Regions from separate parts of the Mus musculus genome. Here region 1 is linked to region 2. Evidence: chromatin loops called from intact Hi-C (ENCODE). Cell type or tissue: heart. All regions are shown on one strand. Each heading gives the region's core, and the rest is flanking DNA. Links, peaks and the distances in the headings are about the cores only.

Region 1 (2,903 bases), core at 205-2,704, 370 kb before region 2:
GGTGGAGGTTTGGGAGGCAGCCTGTGGCCATTCGACACTCAGATTTCTTCTCTTGTATGGCTCTTTGATCAGCCAGGATCCCAGAGTTGGGGCATTAGAAAAGGAGAGAAAAATGGGGATGGATCAGAAGGTTGCAGAATCTGGCCCAAGCAAGGCCATCCACTGATCCCTTAGGACAAGGAGGCTGGGAGCTGCTCTGGCCTCCACCCCCCTCCAGTCCCTTCTCACAAGTAAAGAAAAAGTTAAATACTCTCTGCCAAAAATCCATTCTCACTTGCTGTGGAAATCTCCTCTGTTAACTTCCCAGCCACACCTTCAGTCCTTTTGGTCTTTGCTTATCTTGTTGTTGCTGGAACTGCAAACCTTCTCTGTCTCTTCTAGCCAGGATCGGCCACTGGTTTGTATCTGTTGCAAGAATTTCCTTTGGCCTGTCTGCCTACTCAGATTGACTCCATCAGAAACCTAATTTTGATGGACCCTAATTAAGCATTTTTTTTTCCGATTGCAGTTTTTGCTTCTAAAAACCGTGTTAAGTTTGGGTGAGGTACAGGCATGTCTAATCAGTTCAGCCACCTTCATCAGTGTTGGTCTATTGGTTCACAGTTTGCAGAAGAAATGCTTATCTGGGCACAGAGAAATGGATCCACCACCCACGCAAGGAAAAAGACCGCTTTAAAATCCATTTCCTGGCCTCCAATTCTCCTTCCCTGCCTCCAATCCCTGCTGCCCCTTGCCTGCAGAGTCAGCTTTCCAAAAGCACGCATGGAAATGTACCAAGTTGTTTGGAAAGCGCTTTCAACTGGCCAAAGAGGCGCTTAGCCAGCTCGTGGGGGCACGAGTCTATTCTTGGTTGCAACACTAAGGGCTTGCCTCTTTGAACTGGAACTCTCTCAGCGCCCACATGGTTTCTTGACTTTAAGCTCTTGCTCACACTGCCTGGCTCCTTGCCTGAACCCTCCCATCACCAGCCACCACTAGGCTTTCCATCCCTCACAAAGGACAGCATACTTGCTCTGGCCTTAATGATTGCAGAATAGAATGGCCTGGGTATGCCTTGCCCACTGGGCTTGGCTTGCCCCAAATCTCTGGTCTTCGGGAGGTTTGAGGGCTGAAAAAACTTTCTCTTGCAAAGGTCATCTGGTGTGACTGTGCTCTGGTATCTCGTCCCTCCCAGAGGGAGATGAAGTGTCCTGGGCCCCCGCTGTGGAGGCAGGGGAAGTCACTACTGCGCATGCTGGAGTGAAGGGCGCATTTCTGTGCTGCCTGCACCCTTCCTCTTCCTGATTATCCCATTCAGGGCTTGGGATCTAGGAGGACAAGAGGCATTAAGCAAGGAGTGAGTGGTCTGGCAAAGGAAGCGGGGAGGAAGACTCTTCCTGGCCATGTTGATCCTGAAGCCTGCTAAATTCAGAGCTCTGCTGCCCCCTTGTGCCCAAAGAAAGAAAAACCAAGAAAACTCCCGATCTGATCCCACTGGTCTGAGAGTCATCCTGTAGCCTCCCAAGGGCTTTGTGTCTTAATAGCTTTTCCTGGAAAAATGTAAACCCATGTCCAGGCACTCCAGAAAGGCACCAGCGCAAGGTCAAAATATGATTTCCCAAAATCCAGCTTGGTGAGCTCAGTGTTGTTGGGTTTTCTTTCTTTTTTTTCTTTTTTTTTGGGGGGGGGGGTTGTTTGTTTGGTTTGATTTGATTTGATTTGGTTTGGTTGTTTGGTTGTTTGTTTGTTTTGGCCTTTCCTGCAGAGCACAGGTAATGGGTTACTTACAGGAGAGTAGGTGGCTCCAAACAGACATATCACCACAAAAGACCCAACCCATCATGGGTATTGACCTCATGGAGGCTGCATCGTGGAGTCCTGCCTTTGATCAACCTTTCACTTCCATATTCTTTAGCATCCCCCAAGTTCCCTTGGGGCTAGGGAAGGGAGTGAGGGCTGAAATACAGGGGAGCATCTTCTGACCCTCCCTAGGAGGTGGTGCCATGATCATCCCCCCAGAGATCTGGCTACTTCTGTATTATACTGCTCTGGTTGTCATGGCTACAGGGCAACATCCAGGCAGCATTCTGTTATGACCAGAAGAAAAAGCCCCTTACAGGCCAGTATTCACAATTAGAGACAGATATTCAAGGGGTGACCTGAGGGGAAGAAGGGAAGGCTGACAAGTTAAAAGGCAACTTCTCTGTGGGAGCCTCAGACTGGTCCATCCTGTGAGCAGCTCCATTCTGCCTATAGATCCTGCCTAGAGAAGCATTTTTTTCTTTTCAAAATTTCTCTCTCTCTCTCTCTCTTTCTCTCTCTCTCTCTCTCTCTTTCTCTCTCTCTCTCTCTCTCTCTCTCTCTCTCTCTGTGTGTGTGTGTGTGTGTGTGTGTGTGTGTGTGTGTATGTGTGTGTGTGTGTTTTCATGAGTTTATTTGCACTACATGTGTACCCGGTATCTGTAGAGGCCAGAAGGTGGTATTAGGTCCTCTGGAACTGGAGTTACAGGTAGTCATGAGCTGTTTAATGTGGGTGTCTGAACCCAGGTCATCCACAAGAACAGAAAACACTCTCAACTGCTGAGCCATTTCTCTAGGGCCCCTCCCTGCCGTCTTTGGACACTGACACCATAACCCAGGTTGGTCTGGTATTTGTCGTGTAGCCCAGGAACAGGCTTTAAAATCATGGAAATCCTCCTCTCTCGGCTTCCTCAGGGGTGGGCTTGCAGGCGTGAGCCAGCACACCTGAGTTCCAGAAGCAATTCCTGTCCAAGGAGTTCTTCTGCAGAATGAGGCTTGGGCTCAGCGCCAGGTATATAGACCCTGTACTCATGTCATTTGCCTATGGGATCTTACGTTCTGATGTGTTTCTACCAGTTTCCAGTTTCCAGCCTTCCCCAGCCTCTGTTATCCCCTGTGGTACA
Region 2 (2,903 bases), core at 170-2,669:
TGATTGGCTATTCTCTCTCAGTACCTCACTGAGCCTCATTATCATACCTCATTTGCATGCCCCCCATCTGATTGGTTATTCTCTCAGTATCTCATGGAGCCTCATTATCATGCCCGGGCGAGGCAGTGACTTGGTGAAAAACTTTACTGCATATGTACACATTGGTTGTTTACCCAAACTTATGCGTGGTGGCCAGCGCCACCCTGCAACGGCACATGTGGCTTCCCACACACAGGACCTCTGGAAGAGCAGCCAGTGCTTTTTAATGCTCTTAACTACTGAGGCATCTCTCCAGGGCCCTCCCATTCTAATTTTATCAAGTCTAATGGTTCTGTCTTCAGAGAATCCTGACAAGGATGGACCTGATAGACACAGGTCCCAAATTTATTCCACATAGGAGACTAAGGCAGAAGTATAGAAAGTTCAAAGCCAGCCTGGGGAACTTAATGAGATCATCTCAAAGTGTTAAGTTTAACATGGCAGTAAAGACTTACCATCATTTGACCAGGTGGAGGCAGAGGACCAAGAATTTAAGGCCAACCACGGCTACACAGTCTGAGGCAAGTCCAATCCACGTGACATCCTGTTTCAAAAAAAACCCAAACCAATATCACCAACAATAAGAACCCTCTTCCCAAACATTAAAAGGGGTGGTAGGTGGCTTAGTGCATGAGCTAGAGTCAACACAGCTTATTACACACATGGCCTGAAAACGGGAATTTGGAACATGGGGCAACTGTTCAGGATTAAGACACGATGCTGAGCTCTGTGAAGGTCCTGGCCATTCAGTTGTCTTTATACAAACCACTCGAGTCAGTCTACGTTTCTCTTCGCGTCCCCAGATTAGGAAATGGCTAAGAGGTCTGGTGGGAAAATCTGTCAGCAGAAGGAACCCAGCAGCCTTACCAAGCTTATGGGGAGCTGGGGGCAGGCTGGACGCAGATGCAAGGCTCAGCAAGCGCGGGATGGAGTAAAAAAGGAGTCTTGGAAACCCAGAGGCCTCACCGCCCACTTCCTGGGCACCTAAGGCGGAAATAGCAACAGCTGGCGAGGCGACGCTGACCCCTTAGTTTGTGCCCGGCTGCGGTCACGTGGGCCAGAGCACGCGAAGACGCCCCGCCTCCGGCTCACGCAAACCAGGGGCGGGCGCGTGGGTGACGCCTCTGGCGCACGCTGCGGGCGTGAGCAGAGTGTATGGGCGGGGCCACCGGGGCTCTAAATTGGCGTGGGCGGAGCCTTGGGAGAGGGAACCTCGGCTGTGTGGGTGGGGCATGTAGGCGGGGTCTCCGGCGCAAGCCGCAAGATGGGTGGGAGTCGGCTGGCGGGGGTGGGGCATCCAGCGAACGCCGTGGGAGGAGCCTCTGCCGCGTGCTGTGGGTGGGGAGTGTTGGGAGCGGGCTGGCGTGGGCGGGGCTTCCATCGCGCGCCGCGGGCGGGGGCGGGACGTGTGGGCGGTGCCTCCCGGTGCTCCCGGGCTTCGGGGGCGGTGGTGGTGGCGGTGGCGACCGCGGCGAAGACGACAACGAGAGTGGGGCTACACGCGGAGGGACACCACGGCCATGACTGCGGAGCTGCAGCAGGACGACTCGGCGGGGGCGGCGGACGGCCATGGCTCGGTGAGCGGCGGGTGAGGGTAGCGGGGCCCGGGTTCCGGCTGAGAGGGGCGCGGCGGGCCAAGCGGGCGAGGGCCGACAGAGGCCGGGGCCTGCGGGCTAGGGCGAGAGCAACCCGGTCTTCCCGGGACTTTGCGAGGCTGGGTCCGCGAGCCTGTGTGAGGTTGCCTGGGTGTATAAGCCAGCTAAGGTTCCGAGCGGGATTGTGGGACCCGGTGCTAGGGACCCTAACGGGAGGGGTTGCACGTGAGATCGTAGGCAGCGAGGTCACCCCGAAGTGTGCACCGGGCCCGACCCAGCAGCTAAAAACTTCCCAAAAGCACGGCCACGGTGCCTTGTTCTGACTCTCAAATCAGTTTTATGGCAGTGGCTTCTCTGAGGCTAACGCAGACTTAAGTTATCTCACTTAAAGCCGGCGTTTATCAACAAAGTGCAAAAAAGACCCGGAGCCCCACTCCTCCCTTTTCCCGCCCCGCTTTTCATTCAGTTCTTTTTTTCCCTCGGAAACAAATCAGCTTCCCGAATTATCTCATTGATCACTGTAGGTTTTGAAGGAGGGGAGAGAAAAGCACAATGAATAGAAGGCACTTTACTATGTTCCTAGTAATATAAAAAGGTTGAAAAATATTACAAGGCTCTTAGGGCTTAGATGGTGGGCCTTTAGTAACACTGATTTGGAAAAAAAATCAAAAGGCTCATAATGTCTTTTAAAGAAACTTGGGAAGTGGGCAATTTGAGACTGTCATCCAGTTTTACTTTGGAATGTTATAACGTAACACAACATCCTCGTCCCTCAAGAACTGCACTTTTTAAATGACAAAATGGAAAACCTATACCAAGGATTCAAATACCGAGTTTGCAGTCGAGAAAATTTATAAAATATTTAGAATAAAAATTTGAGATACTGCTAAGAAAAACTCTATAATTAAATTCTATAATTAATGTCTTCTATAGTTAAATTTTAATAATTTGAGGTGCTGAGGATCAAGCCTAGGGCCTATCGCATGAGATAATCAAGCACTACACCCCCAGACTACAAGTTTAAAACATAGCAGGCTCTTTAAAATTCATGTAGAAAAAGATATCTCTAAGTCTTGGCCTGTAAAATGAAAGTAGGTGGATTTTTTTTTTTTTTTTTTTTTGGCGATCAGATAAAAATTGTTTATTACTCAACAGTGTCTTTTGGACATTGGGTCTGTATTTTTCTCTGTTTTCCTCCCCACAAGTCTACTTGTGTTGGGGACAGTGACTTATAAACAGGTGGTGAGATTTGGTTTTGAGACAGTCATA

Evidence for each region. A loop is a pair of places that touch in the nucleus more often than their neighbours do. Peaks named below come from ENCODE experiments on the same cell type or tissue, not always from the same donor. Only the 100,000 strongest peaks of a DNase experiment are listed, where the experiment ranks them.
Region 1: a loop joins it to region 2, with 2.2 times the contacts of the local background. A loop is called at or near these places in 1 of 42 quality-filtered maps.

The regions. Positions count from the first base shown.
Region 1 is chr9:48,617,466-48,620,368 of GRCm38, forward strand. No RefSeq gene overlaps it. Among named protein-coding and RNA genes, the nearest start is that of Nnmt, 14 kb to the left of the region's middle. In heart, for the core only: a CTCF peak has its summit at 1,431 (motif pointing left); DNase peaks (open chromatin) are centred at 246, 856 and 1,256; H3K4me3 peaks cover 470 bases; H3K27ac peaks cover 700 bases; H3K27me3 peaks cover 434 bases.
Region 2 is chr9:48,983,922-48,986,824 of GRCm38, forward strand. Usp28 (ubiquitin specific peptidase 28) reads left to right here and starts at 1,464. Exons shown (of 25, transcript NM_001359739.1): 1 at 1,464-1,616. The coding sequence starts at 1,560. It overlaps Gm51673 (a long non-coding RNA gene), which reads right to left and starts at 1,208. Exons shown (of 3, transcript XR_003948157.1): 1 at 907-1,208; 2 at 495-583. In heart, for the core only: no CTCF peak of the experiment used is centred there; a DNase peak (open chromatin) is centred at 1,260; H3K4me3 peaks cover 2,351 bases; H3K27ac peaks cover 2,500 bases.